Regions from separate parts of the Homo sapiens genome. Here region 1 is linked to region 2. A link is an interaction called in ENCODE POLR2A ChIA-PET data of the cell type or tissue named here. Cell type or tissue: Caco-2. All regions are shown on one strand. Links, peaks and the distances in the headings refer to the core of each region. The heading gives the core; the rest is flanking DNA.

Region 1 (9,943 bases), core at 610-8,609, 120 kb after region 2:
CCCCTGGGTTCCTCCCACAACACATGGGAATTCTGGAAGATACAACTGAAGTTGAGATTTAAATGGGGACACAGCCAAACCATATCACAGTCTTTCTAAAGCTAAATGTCCAGCCCTGAGTTCCTGCCCTCCCCTTGCTCTGGCAAACTCAGATACTAGATTACCAGGCTTGCATTATCCACGGGCTGGCCTTTAGCCAAGGGAAACCTGGGAAATGGTGACTTCAACAAAGATGGGGAAGATATTAATGTGCTTGCTACTGATACATGATAATCCTATTATAGGTCTAAAATTATTTCTAAAAAGAGGTTGCACTCAAGGTTTGAACATTGTGTTGTGGACTGAGTACATCTGTAAATCAGTGCCACAACCAGTTACTAACAAGCTGTTTCACTGAGCTCACCAAGAGTCCCATTTCTGCTCAGTACTGGGCACCACTGGTTTTTATCCCAGGGTCAAATCAACTGAACTTGCCCAGTGGATGATCACTGAGTGGGTCTTTAAGAACTTGTGGGAGGGTAGTGCCATGAGGGTGCTGAAGTACTCCCCAAAAGGAGACTGGGGGGCCTGTCAGTTACCTGCTGGGGATGGGGGCTGTGGACAGAGGTGATTGGGATTCCCAAAGATCCAGGGAATGGGTTTCCCTTAAATGCTCAGAGATCTCAGGCTTTTAGATTGCTTAGAGCCCACGGGTAAGTTTCAGTGATAAAGGAAAAGAAGACACCCCCAACCATTGGCAGGCAGGACTCAAGAGGTGGATCTGCAGAAAGGAAAGAGCAGAGGCATCTGAAGTTTCCAGACCTCTGAAGTCTGGCTCTTCAAGCTTGAAGATAGGAGGGCTGGAGGGGCGTGCACCTCTGTGTCATCACCCATTGGCTCCTGTGCCCTATTAGGCCAGCCCATCCACCCCCCAAATTCCAAATGCTCTATCTGCTTGAAGACTTGCACTATTGAATCGGGTAATGTGGGGATGGGAGAGAGAAGGCGGTGGGCTCCTCCTTCTCATCAAATAGTCTGGGTCTTCAACCTCCTCCCTTTTGGGAACCAGGGCACTCATCCTCCCTTCTGCCTCAAGGCCCCTCCCACCTACCTCCCCACCATCCCCGGTCCAGTTTTGGAGGTGGAACTTGGGAGAGGGGGATTGAAAAGTAGGGGCTTACCATCTCAAAGAAAGAAAGAAAAAATATTTTATTTCTCTCTTAGTGTGTTTCCCTCTCTCTCTCTCTCTCTCTCTCTCTCTCTCTCTTTCTTTCTTTCTTTTTTGACAGAGCCTTGCTCTGTTGCCCAGGCTGGAGTACAGTGTCTCGGTCTTGGCTCACTGCAAACTCTGCCTCCTAGGTTCAAGCAATTCTCCTGCCTCAGCCTTCTGAGTAGCTGGGATTACAGGGGTGCACCACCACGCCCAGCTATTTTTGTATTTTTAGTAGAGACAGGGTTTCACCATGTTGCCCTGTCTCTAGACAGTCTCGAGACAGTCTCGAGAGTCACATGTAGCCCTGTCTCGAGAGTTGCTGGTCTCGAACTCCTGACCTCATGATCTGCCCATTTTGGCCTCCCAAAGTGCTAGGATTACAGGCGTGAGCCCCTGCACCCAGCCTTTTTTTTTTCTTTTTTTTGAGACAGTCTCGCTCTGTTGCCCAAGCTGGAGTGCAGTGGCACGATCTCGGCTTACTGCAACCTCTACCTCCTGGGCTCACGCGATTCTTATGTCTCAGCCTCCCAAGTAGCTGGGATTATAGGCGCACACCACTGTGCCCAGCTAATTTTTGTATTTCTAGTAGAGATAGGGGTTTTGCCATGTTGGCCAGGCTGGGCTCGAACTCCTGGCCTCAAGGGATCCGCCCGCCTCAGCCTCCCAAAGCGCGTGAGCCACTGCACCTGGCCTAATTCTGCTTTCTAATTTGCATCCCTGACATGCGGGACGCTTCAATAGGGATGGCGCCACGTTCAAGAGGCTGAAGAAGAGACCCAGGGCTAGCAAACGAGAAATAGGGTTTATTTGAGATAACTTACAGGGTGATCCAGTGGTGATGAGCTGGACAGGAGAACCACACCCACTTGCAAAATGCATGCAGTTTATATGGCACTTTCACTCAGCACCCTCCCCCAGCAACCTCCATGCGGCAGCCCTTATCCTCAGGGTGTGCTTAAGTTATTGCTGCCAGGTGCGTCTACCATATACCCTCACTCCAGCATACCCACCTTGCTGTGTTTTTTTTGTTTTTGTTTTTCATTTTTCTGAGACGGAGTCTCACTCTGTCGCCAAGGCTAGAGTGCAGTGGTGCGATCTTGGCTCACTGCAACCTCCGCCTCCCAGGTTCAAGTGATTCTCCTGCCTCAGCCTCCTGAGTAGCTGGGATTACAGGTATGTGCCACCACACCTGGCTAATTTTTGTATTTTTAGTAGAGATGGGGTTTCACCATGTTGGCCAGGCTTGTCTTGAACTCCTGACCTCAAGTGATCCACATGCCTCGGCCCTCCCAAAATGCTGGGTTTACAGGCGTGAGCCACTGCGACCTGGCCACTCTAGCATACCTTTGAATGGCCCTCACATTCTTGTACCGTTCTTCCACCATTTCCCTGGGGCCAGGTATGCGGAGGAGCATTGCAGCCAGACACCACAGCAGCAATACAAACTACAACAGAAAAAATAATGAATATAAAAGTGGCTTCAGGTACTCAGGTTAACTGCTGCGAGGCACCACGGCAGGCCCGCAGTGGAGGAGAGGGGCAGCTCTCTGCAGACCCAACAGTCTGTTTTGTTCTGGAGAGAGACCACCGTCTGTGCTCAGCTGGCAAGAGGTTTGCTGCATACCATCTATGGGTGAAAAGTGAGATGTTTAGTGAGTACAAGAAGGGGCAAGTCATGGTCATTTTTTTCTTTTTGAGACAGAGTTTCACTCTTGTTGCCCAGGCTGGAGTGCAGTAGCTGGATCTCGGCTCACTGCAACCTCCGCCTCCTGGGTTCAAGCGATTCTCCTGCCTCAGCCTCCCAAGTAGCTGGGATTATAGGCGCCCGCCATCATGCCCAGCTAATTTTTTGTTTTTAGTACAGGTGGCGTTTTGCCATATTGGCCAGGTTGGTCTCAAACTGCTGGCCTCAGGTGATCCACCCACCTCGGCCTTCCAAAGTGCTGGGATTACAGGCATGTACCACTGCACCCAGCCTCATGGTCATTTTACAAGAAACAGGAAGTTGTGTCCTTCTGAGACAGCATCACCCCGAGAGTGGCCTGGTGCTTGGTTTGCAATACCAAATAGGTTGGCCCCCTCTCTACAAAGTGTCACATGAGGCTGGAGTAAGACAATAGGGATATTATGCAGTGTGGGCATCCAGACGCTAGACTGTTACATGCATCCCCCAGGTGCAGTGGAGAATGTTCTTCTATATCAGCCCCCCAAAGGGGGCTGCCTGCTACCATCCAATCCTGTGTTTCTCCTTGTAGTAGGCACATGGTGGGCCCCTTAAAGATGGTGCCCAGATGTCAGTGCACAGGACTGTTGGGTCCGGCTCCTAGAAGAAACCATCCAGGCAGCTCAGCCCATTGGCTACATGTCCTTTGCCTGTATCGAGCCAGATACTCTCAGTGGACAGCTGGATACAGGTGGAAGGATTGCCTCGTGACAAGCCATCTGTGTACCAGGCCTGGTCAGGAATTGGGGCCTGTCCCTCTTATATAAAGGAGGGAATATGTGGAGGCTCAGTGCCTTGTCAAAGACTGTCCTTCAGCTGTCACATAGGTGACAGGGCCAAGCAGCAAACGGAACCCTGTGCTAGTTCGTGTACTCCTCTGTTGCAGGCATGCGTGCCATTTGGCCACAATCTGTTTCTGGGCATTCCCAGATTTTGGTTTCTGGAAGGTGTCCTACTTTCGACTAGGATAAAGGCTAAGGCCTCAGGATCCCGATAAGAGCAATGGTGGCTGAGTGTCTGGAGACTGGCGGCCACATATAGAGCTAGCTAACTATATATTGGTCACCTAAGAATGCACAGGCTGGCTGGGCGTGGCGGCTTACGCCTGTAATCCCAACATTTTGGGAGGCCAAGGTGGGCGGATCACCTGAGGTCAGGAGTTTGAGACCAGCCTGGCCAACATGGCAAAACCCTGTCTCTACTAAAAATACAAAAATTAGGTGGGCGTGGTGGCGGGCACCTGTAATCCCAGCTAACCTACTATGGGGTACTGGGTATGTACTAGCATGGGAACCCCTTTGGAACATCTTCCACTTGCTGTAAGGCATAACACGTAGTGCAGAATTATAGCTCCCTGACACTGTAACTTCAGTCCCCTTCCATAGCTGGAACCAGAATCCTAAAGGTACAAGTTTGTGTCCTTGCCTTTGCCACTGGTCCCAGTTGGCCCCCTTCTTGACTAAGTGGTACAGTGGCCTAAGGAGTTGAGCCAAATGGGAAATAAAAGGACACCACGGCCTTAGAAGAACTAAGAAGGTTTGCAGCCACTTTGGTGGTGTAGGATGTGGGTAGGCCTGCACCATATGTAGAATGGCAAATTGAACACCGTTAGTCTTACCCAACCAGATGACACCAAGTATTGGACTGATAAGCCTGGACCCTGCCTTTGTCTGCATTGACCGCCCATCCTCTGTTAACCAAGTGAGACAGCAAGGTGAGGGCTATAGAGACTCAGAAGTTAGCTGGCAAAAGACTCAGAATTTAACATCAATGTAAAGGAAAACATGTACCCTCTCCAGGGTAGTCCATCTACTGAGGTCTGTGGCCACTAGGCGTTGACAGATAGTGAGGCTATGGAAATATCCCCGCGGCAAGACAGTAAAGGTATATTGTTCTCCTTCCCAGGTGAAAAGGTTAGGCTTTTTTTTTGAGAGGGAGTCTCGTTCTGTTGCCCAGGCTGGAGTGCAATGGCGTGGTCTCGGCTCACTGCAACTTTCGCCTCCCAGGTTCACACCATTCTCCTGCCTCAGCCTCCTGAGCAGCTGGGATTACAGGCGCCCGCCACCACGCCCAGCTAGGGTTAGGCTTTGTGTCCCCATCCAAATCTCGTCTTGAGTTGAAATCTCTATAATCCCCACGTGTCAGAGACACCAGGTGGAGGTAATTGAATCATTGGGGCGGTTTCCCCCATGCTGTTCTCGTGGCAGGGAGTGAGATCTCGCGAGATCTGATGGTTTTATAAGGGGCTCTTCCCCCCTTCGCCCGGCCTCGTGAAGAGGGTGCCTTTCTTCCCCTTTGCCTTCTGCTGTGATCGTAAGCTTCCTGAGGCCTCCCCAGCTATGCTGAACTGTAAGTCAATTAAACCTCTTTCCCTTATGAATTACCTAGTTTTGGGCAGTTCTTTATAGCAGCTTGAAAACGGACTAATATACCAGGTGAATGCAATGACAAAATGAGGTGCGTGCAGTCCCTCTCTTATCCTCATAAGAAAGGAGGCGATATGAGAACAGCTGCATACATTAGGGGGACGGCTTTGTTGAACTCCCAGTAATATGTCATTCTCCGTGTCCCATCAGGCATCCACATGGGCCATGCAGGGCTATTGTATGGGCTGTTCACTGGTCTTATAATGTCTACCCAGACTTCTTTCCTTTTCAGTCCCTATGATCTCATCATGACCTCCTGGCAGGTGTTGTCGTTTCTTTTTTCTTTTCTTTTTTTTTTTTTTTTTTGAGACGGAGTCTTGCTCTGTCGCCCAGGCTGGAGTGCAGTGGCACGATCTCAGCTCACTGCAAGCTCCGCCTCCCGGGTTCGCGCCATTCTCCTGCCTCAGCCTCCGGAGTAGCTGGGACTACAGGCACCCGCCACCGCGCCCGGTTAATTTTTTGTATCTTTTAGTAGAGACAGGGTTTCACCGTGTTAGCCAGGACGGTCTGGATCCTCTGACCTCGTGATCCGCCTGCCTCGTCCTCCCAAAGTGCTGGGATTACAGGCGTGAGCCACCGCGCCCGGCCAGGTGTTGTCGTTTCAATGCTGCTATTCACAGAGGGGCTGGCAGCTGTGCTGGTGTCCATTTCGCATTCCCCTTGATCACGCGCCTCACCATCCTAACTCAGTCGCAATTCAGAGGGTCACAGTCCTGATGAGACAGCCCTTCCCAAGATGTAATCTGGGATAGGAGCTCTGTATACTAAATAGGGTTTGGGCAGCAGTCTCCTAACTTGTAATACTAGCTCAACCTGTCTGACTTTCACGACCCCCGCCCCCACCGACCATCTATTGTTATAGGCCACTGGAACCACGGATGTCACCACATACGAGAGTGCATTCAGCTCCAGTATCCGCTGGGAACAGCCTGTACATTCTTGTTTTTTTGTTTCGTTTTGTTTTTGAGATGGAGTCTCACTCTGTCACCAGGCTGGAGTGCAGTGGCACGATCTCGGCTCACTGCAACCTCTACCTCCCGGGTTCAAGCGATTCTCCTGCCTCAGCCTCCAGAGTAGCTGGGATTACAGGTGCCCAGCTAACTTTTGGTATTTTTGGTAGAGACAGGGTTTCACCATGTTGGTCAGGCTGGTCTCGAACTCCTCACCTCGTGATCTGCCCACCTCAGCCTCCCAAAGTGCTGGGATTACAGGCGTAAGCCACCTTGCCTCCTGGATGCATTCTTGGTTTTTTGCCTTTTTTTTTTTTTTCTGAGACGGAGTCTCACTCTGTGGTCCAGGCTGGAGTGCAGTGGCACGATCTTGGCTCACTGCAACCTCCGCCTCCCAGGTTCAAGTGATTCCTATGAAGGGACTCAAGATAGACGCCAGTGTGCCACACCATTGGTAGTGTGCCTACTGTAAGATGGCATTTCTCATGCCCGCAGTGAAAAGCTCCTTGTCAGGGCCTCGGTAATGCTCAGTGTAGATAGCAAGCATCACCCCTAATTCCCAGAGGATGTCCCTCAATTCCTCCATAATCTGTCATCACAAAGGAGATGTGGGGACATTCCTTTCTTTCTTTTTGAGATGGAGTCTCGCCCTGTTGTCCAGGCTGGAGTGCAATGGCTCCATCTCAGCTCACTGCAACCTCCGCCTCCCGGGTTCAAACGATTCTTCTGCCTCAGCCTCCCGAGTAGCTGGGATTACAGGCACCTGCCACGACACCCGACTAATTTTTGTATTTTTAGTAGAGACGGGGTTTCACCATATTGGCCAGGCTGGTCTCAAACTCCCTACCTCATGATCCTCCTGCCTCGGCCTCCCAAAGTGCTGGGATTACAGGCCTGAGCCACTGCACCCAGCTGGGACATTCCTTTCATTTGGCCAGGCTGCCTTGCAGCTTGCAACCACCCGGCTAAGGAGGGGGTGGCCCGATCGTCATTATTGGTGCCATCGAGGCACCGCCTCAGGGCTGGATGGTTGGTGATGGATGCCATTTCACTCATCTCTGTTCCATGTCCCATAGACAGAGAAGCCACCCTGTGACCGACTCTCTGCCCTTCTTCCTGAACCTAGTTCCCAGCTCCACCAACTCCACAGCCGTGGAATCCCGCACTATGGTGTCTTCCAGGCAGGGGCAAGTCTTGCAGGGTGACCCCCTATGTCTGTGGTTGGTCGGCTTTCATCTTGGTGTTGACCAGCAAACGTGCAGAGAGGATGGGCACCTCCATGAGCTCATCCCAGGCCTCACTCTCTTCCCCACTAGAGCTCTCCATGGGGTCCCAGAACTTAGGGTCCCAGGATGATTTAGTCATGAGGGCCCTAACTCATTGACATAGCAGCCAGCAGCTTTTCAAATGGACCATACCTGACAAGCCAGGGTCTCTCCATTTTGTCATCCCGTGCCTGCAGGCAGGACAGTCGGTCTCTGATGTTTCAGTCTGATCTAATTAGGCATCTCTTTGTCATCGCAGTTCATCTTGTAATGGATGCACCTTCACCTGCGCCATGAGCCCGGCCCCCGAGGCTGCTCAGAGCACAGTCAGGAGTGGCCAGCCAACCGCAGCTGCCACAGCTCAGGCATCTAACTTTTGCTTAGTTAGATCCACCTCCTGCAATAGCTCTTCCAGACCCTTCAGTGTTTTGGGGGCATCTCTGTACCCATGCCTTGGGCCTCATCCATCAAGGATAGTGGCTGTTGGGCCCCACACAGACGTGGACAGCCAGCCCGAGATGCCCCCCGATGATATTCTCCTCTCCAATCCCATCGACTCTGCGTGCACAGGATTTTCTCCAACCTCCTGCTGGGATCATCGGTTGTCGTGCCAAATGCCTGTTAACTTCAGTAGCCATGGCACCAAGTTCAAGAGGCTGAAGAAGAGACCCAGAGCCAGCACACAAAACACAGGGCTTATTTGGGGGAACTTGCAGCATGGGCCAGTGGTGGTGGACTGGACAGGAGAACTACAACCATTTGCAAAAAGCATGCAGTTCAGGCCAGACTCGGTGGCTCGTGCCTGTAATCCCAGTACTTTGGGAGGCTGAGGCAGGTGGACCACTTGAGGTCAGGAGTTCGAGACCAGCCTGGCCAACATGGTGAAACCGTCTCTACTAATAATATAAAAATTAGCTGGGCATGGTGGCGGGCGCCTGTAGTCCCAGCTACTTGGGAGGCTGAGGCAGGAGAATCGCTTGAACTTGGGAGGCAAGGTTGCAGTGAGCTCAGATGGTACCACTGCACTCCAGCCTGGGTGACAGAGCGAGACTCTGTCTCAAAAAAAAGAAAAAAAAATGCAGTTCATAGGGCACTTTCACTTAGCATCCTCCCCTAGCAACCTCTACGTGGCAACCCTCATTCTCAGAGGCAGCTTAAGTTATTGCTGTCAGGTGTATCTGCCATAAGGGTAGGGTTAAGGAAAGTTATTGCTATCAGAGATGTCTACCAGACACTCCCAAGCTCCCTTTTGTCCAGAGGCCTAAGATAGTCTTCTGTGACAGCTTTATTGAAATGTGATTCATATACCACACAATCAACCTATTTAAAATTTACAATTCGGCCAGGCATGGCGGCTCATTCCTGTAATCACAGCACTTCGGGAGGCCGAGGTGGGTGGATCACTTGAGGTCAGGAATTCTAGTCCACCCTGGTCAATATGTCAAAACCCCACCTCTACTAAAAACACAAAAATTAGGCGGGCATGGTGTTGGGTGCCTGTAATCCCAGCTACCTGGGAGGCTGAGGCAGGAGAATCTCTTGAACCTGGGAAGCAGAGGTTGCAGTGAGCTGAGATCATGCCATTGCACTCCAGCCTGGGGGACAAGAGCAAAACTCCGTCTCAAAAAAAAAAGTTTACAATTCAATGATATTTAGTATATTCATAGAACTGCCGCATTTTGCCAAATGGCTTTTTAGCATTTAGTGGACTTGTTGATAGAATTTTAAATATTGAACTCTCCTTGTGGGATCAATTCTACTTAGGTGTAATGTATTATCCTTTTGATATATTCTAGATTCTACTTGCTAATATTTAGCTTGTTCATCTCGTCTTTGTAAATGAGGGGTTTTTTTCTACTTTTTATAAATTTTGGCATTAAAGTTATGCTAGCTTCAGAAAGTAAATTGAGGCGCTCTTTATTTTTTCTGTGATCCTAAGCCAGTGCTGCTCAAACTTTAGTATGCTGAAAGTCACCTGGAAAGCTGGTTAAACAGATCGTTGGGCCCCATCTTCTAGTGATTTTTTTTTTTTTTTCTTGAAACAGAGTCTTGCTCTTGTCACCCAGGCTGGAGTGCAATGGTGCGATCTCGGCTCACTGCAACCTCCGCCTCCCAGGTTCAAGCGATTCTCCTGCCTCAGCCGTCTCGAATAGCTGGGATTACAGGCGTGCACCACCACTCCTGTCTAATTTTTGTAGTTTTAGTAAAGACAGGGTTTCGCCATGTTGGCCAGGCTGTTCTCGAACTCCTGACCTCGTGATCTGCCCGCCTTGGCCTCCCAAAGTTCTGGGATAACAGGCGTGAGCCACTGCACCCGGCCGCCCGCTAGTGATTTTTATGTGGTGAATCTGGATTCAGGTTCATTAATTTGCATTTATCACACTCCC
Region 2 (9,943 bases), core at 913-8,912:
CAAGGTCACATGGTAAATGGACTCAAACCTAAATCTGTGTGATTCCAAATTCTGTTTATAATCCTCAGACTCTCATGTGAGCCAGACACAGCCCTGGGTGAGAATGGGACACAAAGGGAATTAGGCTCTAGAGGTGGCGATGGATGCAGAAGCGGGTAACAATGCACGAGGTGGGCTCTGGTGAGGCCTACAGCCTGGGTACCATGGGAGCACTAACAGGCTTCCTGAGGAGGCGTTGCTGAGTCTTCAAGGCTGAGGGCAGTTAGCTGGGAAAACAATAGGCCGGAGAGGGCAGCCCATGCCAGCCATGAAATGGGACCTGAACATAAAATGGCCCAGATTCCAGTCTAAAGTTTAGGGGCACCAAAAACCTATCAAGTTGCACAGGGTTTCAAAGCGAGGTGGTCACTGGGGAAATGCACTTTGGGGCATGGAGGCAGTCCAGAGTTCCCTTTCACCACGCCCCTCCTCTTGGCACTCCAGGGGATACACCAAGGCCAGCCTCTCCCTCCCTCCAGCCAGCTCCAAGTCCTCCATCAGCTGCTCTCCCTCTGTCTCAGTGGGCCTGGGCTGCCAGGTGAAGGGCAGAGGAAGGACGGGAAAGGAGTGCTGTCTCAACATCTGTCCACCTGGTAGGGATTTGCAGGCCAGATCCTGGGCCACTCGGCAGGGAACCTGGTTACTCAGCTGCTCCTGCCTCCTTCTGCAGTAACCTGAGACAGCTCTGTAGGTTCTCCACAGGAAGGCTGCCTGGATCTTCAGTGTCTGAGTGTCTTGTTACTCCAGCATTATTCTACTGTAACTTGAGAACTCAATCTATAGATGCTCTGTAGGCAGCTGTGTGGAGGGGGAAGGTAGAGGGGAGGGAACCAAGAATAGCTCCAGTTTATCGAGGGCCGAGGGTGTCCCAGATGCTGCTCAAGGCACTCAACCTGGCAGCAGGCCTTCCTGGTGGGGAGGAGGTAGAGATGAGACTGCTGGTTGCTATTTACCCTGCTTACTCCTTCTGCTTTTGTCGAGGGATCTACTCTCTCTGTCTGAGGGCAGATGGGTCCCAGCCCCAGCCATGGGAGTGAGTCAAGGTGGAAATCTTGGCAGATGCAGGAAGCTCAGCTGGTTAGCTAAGCCAGCAGCCATTCTCACCCCTTCTCACTTGTTCACCTGCCACTCTAGAGGCTGAAAAAGGTCACATATTCTCCTGGGCTCCTTTGCAGCTGGGGGCGTTATGTCAGCCAGTTCTGGCCAGTGAGATGTAAGAGCTGCTGGGGGTGGGGTGAGAGGCTTCTGATGAAAGGAGCCACGAGAGGGGCATTTCCTGGCTGCCCCCCCCCTTTTTTTTTATTTTGAGACAGAGTCTTGCTCTGTCGCCCAAGCTGAGTGCAGTGGCACAATCTCGGCTCACTGCAAGCTCCGCCTCCTGGGTTCACGACATTCTCCTGCCTCAGCCTCCAGAGTAGCTGGGACTATAGCGGCCCGCCGCCATGCCCAACTAATTATTTATTTATTTATTTTTTGTATTTTTAGTAGAGACGGGGGTTTCACCATGTTAGCCAGGATAGTCTCGATCTCCTGACCTTGTGATCTGCCCGCCTCGGCCTCCCACAGTGCTGGGATTACAGGTGTGAGCCACCGCGCCCAGCCTCATGGCTCCCCTTTGCCCCACGTTTTCCTACTTTGAATGAGAACATGAGATTGAAGCTGTTGCAGTCATCTGCAATAATGAGGCCACAGGCAGCCAGGGAGCCACCAAACCTCCCAGAGACCACCTTCTTCCCAGAGACCACCTTCTTCCCAGAGACCACCTTCTTCTAAACCTCTGGTTAAGGAAATGAATGTCGTGTAGATTGAAGTCATCATTTCTTTGTTCTCTTCCCTGGAGCGTTCTGGACCCATTAGTGGCCATATTATCCATGTAGTCTGGTTATAATGGCTGAATGGCAATGAACTGTAAGGCAGGAAGTTCTGCCAGGGGGCTTCAGGGAAAGTTTTTCATTTTTAAAAATTTTTTTTGAGACAGAGTCTCGCTCTGTCACCCAGGCTAGAATGCGGTGGCACAATCTCAGCTCGCTGCAACCTCTGCCTCCTGGGTTCAAGTGATTCTCCTGCCTCAGCCTCTCAAGTAGCTGGGATTACAGACGCCTGCCACCACGCCTGGCTAATTTTTATATTTTTAGTAGAGGTGGGGTTTCACCATGTTGGTCAGGCTGGTTTCGAACTCCTGACCTCAAATGATCCACCCATCTCGGCCTCCCAAGATGCTGGGATTACAAGCGTGAGCCACTGTGCCTGGCCTTTCATTCTTTTATTTACTTTTTTTGTTTTTTTTTGTTTTATAGAGACGGGCTCTCACTATGTTGCCTAGGTTGGTCTCGAACTCCTGGCCTAGGCAATCTTGCTTTGGCCTCCCAAAGTGTTGGGATTACAGGTGTGAGCCACCATGCCCAGCCGGAAAGTTTTTCTTTTCCTTTTTTTTTTGAGACTGAGTCTTGCTCTGTCGCCCAGACTGGAGTACACTGGTACCATCTTGGCTCACTGCAACCTCTGCCTCCTGGGTTCAAGCGATTCTCCTGCCTCAGCCTCCCGAGTAGCTGGGATTACAGGTGTGTGCCACCACACCCGGCTGATTTTTTTATTTTTAGTAGAGATGGGGCTTCACCGTGTTGGCCAGGCTGGTCTCGAACTCCTGATCTCAGGTGATCCACCCACCTCGGCCTCCCAAAGTGCTGGGATTACAGGCGTGAGCCACTGCGCCTGGCAACTTTTTCATTCTTAAAAAGGGATGTTCTGAAAGAAACTGTCACATCCTGCTGCATTCCATGTCTCACATGGTACAGCCATCCTGCTGTGAGATTCCCATTGCCCCAAGGGGGTGAGTTTTCATGGAAGAGCCAGAAAATAGCAGAAAGATTTTGGATTTCAGTGTAAAAAACACTGCACATGTAGGACAAAGATATTTTTTGGGAATACATGATCTGTCTGGACTAGGCAGAGATCCTTAGAGCTGGGGGAGGAATGCAGGACAGACAGAGAAGAGAATAGGCTGAAAATGAGCCCAGAGTTTTCCCCTAACCCAGGGCTAGCTATGAGGGGTGGAGGGTATGGATGGAGAACCGCAGAGCCCTGGAAGTCTTGTGATCTGAGAGGCCTTGCGTGTACTTCCCAGAGCACTCTCAGAATCATCACGGTGTGAGAATAATAGAGATGCTACTTTCTTGTGAAAGCAAAGAGGCCTCACTGGTGGGTCCTCTCCAGACCTCTGCCCACCCCAGCCCTGTGTCCTCCAGTCTGTCAAGGCCTGGGTGGGGTTTGGGATCCTTCAGGGAAATGAGTGACGGACAGGGACTTTGCTAACAGCTCAGGGAGAACAGAGGAATCTCTCTCCTGTTTCTCTTTCCCCAGAGAAGCCACATCTCCCCACCATGAGCACCCACCCTGGCCTGGGGAAATGAGGCAGGGGCTTTGGGCAGTGACCCCAGCCTCTTCCCTTTCACAGGAAAGTAGCCAAATCACCTCCCTGGCTCTGGAAGGGTGTGGAAGTGGTGGAGTAAGAGTCCCAGCCCAGATAAGGGATCACCACCAGAAGATGAAGAAGATGGTATGTCCAGAGATCCAAAGGCAATGCGGGCCTCACAGTAGATGCCAGCACACAGTGGTGACAAACGCTTGGACAAAACCCATCAATCTCATGAACAGCAGAGAGGAGAAACATTGAGTGAGGATCAGCAGCCTCCTAGAGCACTAGGCTCCTGCATCAGTCTCCTGCAACTTAGATACCACCTTGAGGTCGGGGGTGGTGACAGGTTTCATTGTCAATTGATGAGTTTGTTTCAATCTAAAAAAAATTAGGTGGGCCCAGAATGAACTAAGATGATGTTTTTCTGTCTTGGATGGAACGGGGCTTGAATTAAATGTGAAGCTGAACTCAGTCTCTTCATATTGTTTGCTAGTCCCTCAGTGAAATGCTGTCAATCCTCAAAACAAGCCTACTGAACAGATACCCTTCTTCCAGTTCTTTGAAAATAAAAGTAGGTCAGGTGTGGTGGCTCATGTCTGTAATCCCAGCATTTTGGGAGGCTGAGGTGGGCAGATCACCTGAGGTCGGGAGTTTGAGACCAGCCTGACCAACATGGAAAAACCCCGTCTCTACTAAAACAAACAAACCAACCAACCAACAAAAAAACAAAATTAGCCAGGTGTGGTGGCACATGCCTGTAATCCCAGCTACTTGGGAGGCTGAGGCAGAAGAATCACTTGAACCGGGAGACGGTGGTTGCCATGAGGTAAGATCGCGCCATTCCACTCCAGCCTGGGCAACAAGAATGAAACTCTGTCTCAAAAAAAAAAAAAAGAAAAAAAAAAAAAAGAAACTAAAAGTAAAGGCTTGAGAAGGAGAAGTCACATGCTTAAAGGTTGCCTATTGTGTAAGTGGCGGAGATGGGATTTGAACTCAAGGTTGACTTCAAATCCAATTTTTTTTTTTTTTTTTTTTTTGAGAGGCTCTCGCTCTGTCATCCAGGCTGGAATGCCATGATGCAATCTTGGCTCACTGCAACCTCTGTCTCCCGGGCTCGTGCAGTCTTTCCACCTCAGCCTCCTGAGTGGCTGGACTACAGGTGCACACTACCATGCCTGGCTTATTTTTCTATTTTTTGTAGAGGCAAGGTTTTGCCATGTTGCCCGGGATGGTCTCGAACTCCTAGGCTAAAGGGGTCCACCCAGCTAGGCCTCCCGAAGTGCTGGGATTCCAGGCATGAGCCACTGTGCCTGGCTGTTTTATTCACTGTAAAAAATACTAATATAGAAACAATGCTAGATAACTTTTAGTGAGCACATCCTATGTGTCCTACCTTGTGCCCAAGACTTTGCAAGTATCCTTCGGTTGAAGTCTCACACAAACCACTGAGGCAGATGCCATTGTTTTGTTCATCTTTATAGGTGAGGCAACTGAGGCACAGAGAAGGGAGGCACTGGTCCACTCTTATGTAGGTGGCCTCAGCCTGAAGCCATGTAGGCTGACCCCATGCCTCACACTCTTGTAAACCACGGCTGTTCTCACAGTGTGATATAACCTCAGGGACATTCCCACACTACTGACATTCTGAGGTCTCCCCAAGACAGGCTGCTGGGGTGTTGGGGGCAGAAGGGAGTGGTGTCAAGAAGACCTTAAGGACTGGGGAAGGGGTGGGGGTGGTGCTGGGCCTCCGCTCACCTCCTCCTGCAGAGTCTCCATCTCAGCCACCAGATGCTGCTGCTCCTTTTCCTGACCAACCCCAGAGAGAGGACAAAGGTTTCATTTCTAGCCTCCTTGCCCCCATGTTGCCCTTCTCCCACCCCTGAAAACACAACCAGGGCCTGGGGGAATGGGTCTGGGAAGCCCTGATGGCTCCTGCTGTCTCCTTTGTCATGAGAAGGATGGCAGGTAAGCTTGAAAAAGTCTAGGGTGAGCAGGGCCTGGAGAGAGGGAGAAAGCCAGGTGACCTCTGCCCCTTCCTACTCCATAGTCACACTCTGCCGCCCTGACTCCAGGAAACAAAGAAGAGAGAGGGCACCTTCCTTCCCCTGGGCCAGACCCACCGCCTGCCGGGCTTGGGCCAGAAGGCTGCGATTCTGTTCCTCCAGGCTCCTGGCCAGAGTCTTCAGGTCCTCCAGCTCCTCATCCATGGCCTTGGCAAACTGCAGGGCCTGCTGGGTGCTGAATGCGGGTGGGGGCAGATGAGCCATACGAGAGGGAGGAAGGCAGAGAAGCACAGAGACAGATCCATTCTGAGAGACACTAGCAACAGAGAGATCCCAGGTGGTAGGCAGGGACAGAGACCCAGAGAGAGGGGAGGACAGAGACCCAGAGAGAAAAGAGGAGAAGGAGACCTGGTGTGGGCACAGAGACCCAGTTTTAACCTAAAAGACTGAGGAAGTGGGAAAGAGACCTAGAGAGAGTGGGGGACTAGAACAGGGAGACCACGATAAACATGAAGAATGACAAAGCACAGAGAGATGAAAGGGCGAGTGACATGAAGAATCAGAGAGTTAAAGAATAAAGAGAGAAATCTAGGCTGGGTGCAGTGGCTCAGGCCTGTACTCCCAGCACTTTGGGAGGATAAGGCGGGAGGATGGCTTGAGCCCAGGAGTTTGAGACCAGCATGGGCAACACAGTGAGAACTCATTTCTATAAAAAATAAAACAAAATTAGCCAAGCAGGGTGGTGGGCCTGTGGTCCCAGCTACTTGGGAAGCTGAGGTGGGAGGCTCGCTAGAGCCCAGAGGCGGAGGGTACAGTGAGCTGTGATCACCCCCACTGCACTCCAGCCTGGGTGACAGAGTGAGAACCTGTCTCAAAAAAAAAAAAAAGAGAGAGAGAGAAGTCTGAACCCTCAAGGGAAAGATAAAAAGACCAAAACAGAGGCTGAGAGATAAGAATCAGAGAGACACAAAAGATAAAAACAGAAAAGGGAAAAGAAAGGACAGGTACAGAGTCAAAGAGCAGGATGCAGACACGAGCATGGGAGATAGAGGCCGGCTGCTGCAGGGAGGACGGAGGCAGGGGCGCTGGGGAGGGTGGGTGTGGCATCCAGCCCACCTGTGAAGCTGCTTACGCAGAGCCAAGATCTCCTCCCCAAGGCGTGCTGACCCCTCCTCAGCTGTCTCCATGCTCCGCTGCAATTTGGCATTCTCCCCAACCAGACGTCGGTTGCTGAGCTCCAGGTCCTCCAGGCTGCTCAGCAGGTCAGCTGTGGCTTGTCTAGGGGCAAGGAAGGGGTTCAGGTCACTGTCCACAGCCCCTGACTCATTTCCCCGGGTCGAGGTAGGTGCTGGTGGTGGGGAGATGTGGCTCTTTTGGGGAAAGATAAACAGGAGAGAGACTCCTCTGCTCTCCCTGAACTTTCAGCAAAGCCCCGTCCCTCATTCATTTCCCTGAAGGATCCCAAGCCCTACCCGGGCCTCGGCAGGCTGGAGGGGACAGGGTGTGGGCAGGAGGGTCAGGGAGGGGTGTGAGGATAGGTACAGCTCGGGTCTGGGGTCTTCGCCTCCGAAGCTCTCCAGGTTGGCTGGCTCCTCAGCTTCTGGGCATCCTGGAGGGAGAGAGCCAAGAGAATGTTGGCTTCCCTGGAACCCTTAAACGTAAAGTGCCCCAGGGCTCTGAGGTTGGACTCCATCTGCCTCCACCCTCACCTGTGCTCTGGAGAATCTCATGGGCTTTTGGGGCTGCAGTTATACCCACTGTAAAGCCCTCTTGCTTGTCTTCTACCTTGAGCTCAGGCTGGATCTCCCAGATAACCCTAACTCCCCACATTCTTTACACCCAACACTGGGCAGCACTTCACCTTCCCCTTCCCAGATCCCCCACCGACCACTCAGCCACTGGGCGGACCTGGCTCCCTTGCTCCCTGTCACCCCCAGTCCAGCAGAGCCCAGACTTCTCCCTCCTGCCCCTGACTCTCTGCTCCACCCCTCCTCTCTGTCTCCATGCCCCGGCCCTTGCTTTCTCCTCTTGGATCCTCACCAGAGCCTCTTCTCTGGCCTTCTGGCCTCTAGTCCCTCCTCTGCTTGCAGCCCTCCCTGGGCCCCCAAGCCTGATGAAGGAGGTTGAAGAGAACTTCCTTCCCCACCGTTTTTTGTATGGCTAGAGAAATGGAACATGACCACCATTTTTTTTTTTTTTTTTTAAAAGACAGGATCCTGCTCTATTGCCCAGGCTGGAGTGCAGTGGTGCAATGCATGGCTCACTGCAGCTTTGACCTTTCAGGCTCAAGCGATCCTCCTGACTCAGTGTCCCGGCTAGGACCACAGGTACATGCCACCGCACTCAGCTAATTTTTTATTTTTAGTAGAGATGGTGTCTCACTATGTTGCCCAGGCTGGTCTCAAACTACTGGGCTCAAATGTTCTTTCCACTTTGGCCTTCTAAAATGCTGGGATTACAGGCTCACGCCTGTAATCATGACCACTTTTTTTATGGAGCACCTCCTATGTGTGAGGTCCTGGGGATACAATGGTGAGCAAACCAGCCAACTAAACCCAGGTGCCAGTGGCTAACTAGATAATCAGATTTCCTCTGCAGGTGGATGTTCCAATGGAAAGGCCTACAAGTCTAGGAGTGAGCATGGGGAGCAAGGAACTCTAGCCAGGGGCATACCAGGGCTTCCCCTTTGCCAGAGGAGTGGATGACGGCTTGGCGCAGTGGCTCACGCCTGTAATCCCAGCACTTTGGGAGGCCAAGGCAGTTGGATCACCTGAGGTCGGGAGTTCGAGACCAGCCTGACCAACATGGAGAAACCTCGTCTCTATGAAAAATACAAAATTAGCTGGGCGTGGTGGTGCATGCCTGTAATCCCAGCTATGCGGAAGGCTGAGGCAGAAGAACTGCTTGAACCCAGGAGGCGGGGGTGGCGGTGAGCTGAGATTGCGCCATTGCACAACAGCCTGGGCAACAGGAGTGAAACTCTTATCTCAAAAAAAAAAAAAAAAAAAAAAAAAAAGTCCAGCAGGGTGGGGAGCAAGGAGTGGAGGGGAACAGCCTGAGCAAGGACCTGTGCTGGGCAGAAGTGGGGCACATTCGAGGAAGGGCAGCAAGACCAGTGGGCCTGTGAATTCCTGGACTAGAGTGAGGAGAGGTGATGTTAATGATGGAGCAGAGGTAGGCGGGGCCTCGTAGGCCTCTCTAATAGGGCTGGTGTGAGGAGAACGAGTTGGAAACCACCCTCTGAAGAAAAGAAACCCAAAGCTCACGGAAGGAAGGGACGGAGGACCTAGAAAGCCACACTCACAGCTCTAGTCTACAGTAAAGGTCCCTGGTTCCTACCCTATCCCTTGCTCTGCCCTGGGTGGTAAGTCCCCACACTGTCTGACCCAGGGCCTGCCTGCTTCATTCTATATATAGCAATCTCACCAGATGGCAGTTGCCGGGAGGTCAGGGCTCCCTGGAAGGCGGTCTCCTCTTCCAGCTCTAATCCCCTGTATCAAAGGGATGAGGCTTAGCGCCCCACTGTAGCTGCCCCTCAGTCCTCACCAGCCACAGGCAGGGGGATTGCAGGTGGGAGGAGGGGACCGGGTCAGGTGAGAGCTGGCACCACAGGGTAGGAGGGTGAGGCCAGATGGCAAGTGCCCGTGGCCAGATGGAAAAGCAGGAGGGGCAAGGAGTGGGTTTGGTGAAGGGTTGGGGAGGGACCTCTGTCAGCCCCAAACTCCTCCCTTCTCCAGCCCCATTTTATTTCTGTCTCCCAGACCCCCTCTGCTTCCTCATCCAAATTATTTTGTCCTCAGACTCCCTATCTACCCCCTCTGAATCCCGTCTCTTCATTTTTCTCTCCACAGCCTCATTCCAAACACAGTAGGTCCTTGGGCCTAAAGGATGCTGGCTCCAGTAAGCAGGTATGAGGTTAGATCTTAGGAAGGACTTCCCAGAGGAGGATGAAGATGTGGGGACTCACCCATGTAGTTGACAGGCAGCAATCCAGTCACGCATGACAACCAGGAAAGTGTCCAAGTCCACAGTGGCCTTAGGGCCCTCCCCATTGGGGTCCAGGCTGTTGGCCAATGTTTGGAGGCGTGCATCCTGGGGGCCCTGGCCTGTCACAGCCTCCAGGTAGGCCAGCACCTGGGCCACAGCCACAGTGCCTGTGACAGAGCATGCAGTGAGGGGGTCTGGGGCAGGTGGGGAGTGATGGGTATGGACTGGCAGCAGCTTGGGACCAGGATGTCACTGGCTAGGCTGGTGGCACTCCTGCTCCATGGCCCAGTGGAGACACACTGGGCAAGCCCTTTCCCCTCCTCTGAGTCCACTTTTTCACCTGGAAATGGGGCCCAGTCATCCCCCCATCACAGGGTAAACCAAAGGGGATGGACATAGGGACAGCATCAGCCATGCCCCACGCCACCATGGTGGCTGCCTCCCTCCCCTATCCCACGACCCCAAAACTCTGCCCTCTTCCATCAACGTCCCCCAAGTT

Evidence for each region. ChIA-PET counts read pairs that join two places held together with the same protein. Peaks named below come from ENCODE experiments on the same cell type or tissue, not always from the same donor. Only the 100,000 strongest peaks of a DNase experiment are listed, where the experiment ranks them.
Region 1: POLR2A ChIA-PET joins it to region 2 with 7 read pairs; 2 of 35 experiments call an interaction of 5 or more read pairs at or near these places.

What each region holds. Positions count from the first base shown.
Region 1 is chr19:49,277,567-49,287,509 of GRCh38, reverse strand. No RefSeq gene overlaps it. Among named protein-coding and RNA genes, the nearest start is that of MIR4324, 26 kb to the left of the region's middle. In Caco-2, for the core only: no CTCF peak of the experiment used is centred there; no DNase peak of the experiment used is centred there; H3K4me3 peaks cover 194 bases.
Region 2 is chr19:49,394,774-49,404,716 of GRCh38, reverse strand. KASH5 (KASH domain containing 5) reads right to left here. Exons shown (of 20, transcript NM_144688.5): 4 at 9,425-9,611; 5 at 8,884-8,948; 6 at 7,000-7,066; 7 at 6,574-6,735; 8 at 5,575-5,692; 9 at 5,210-5,260. Among named protein-coding and RNA genes, the nearest start is that of KASH5, 11 kb to the right of the region's middle. In Caco-2, for the core only: no CTCF peak of the experiment used is centred there; a DNase peak (open chromatin) is centred at 4,565.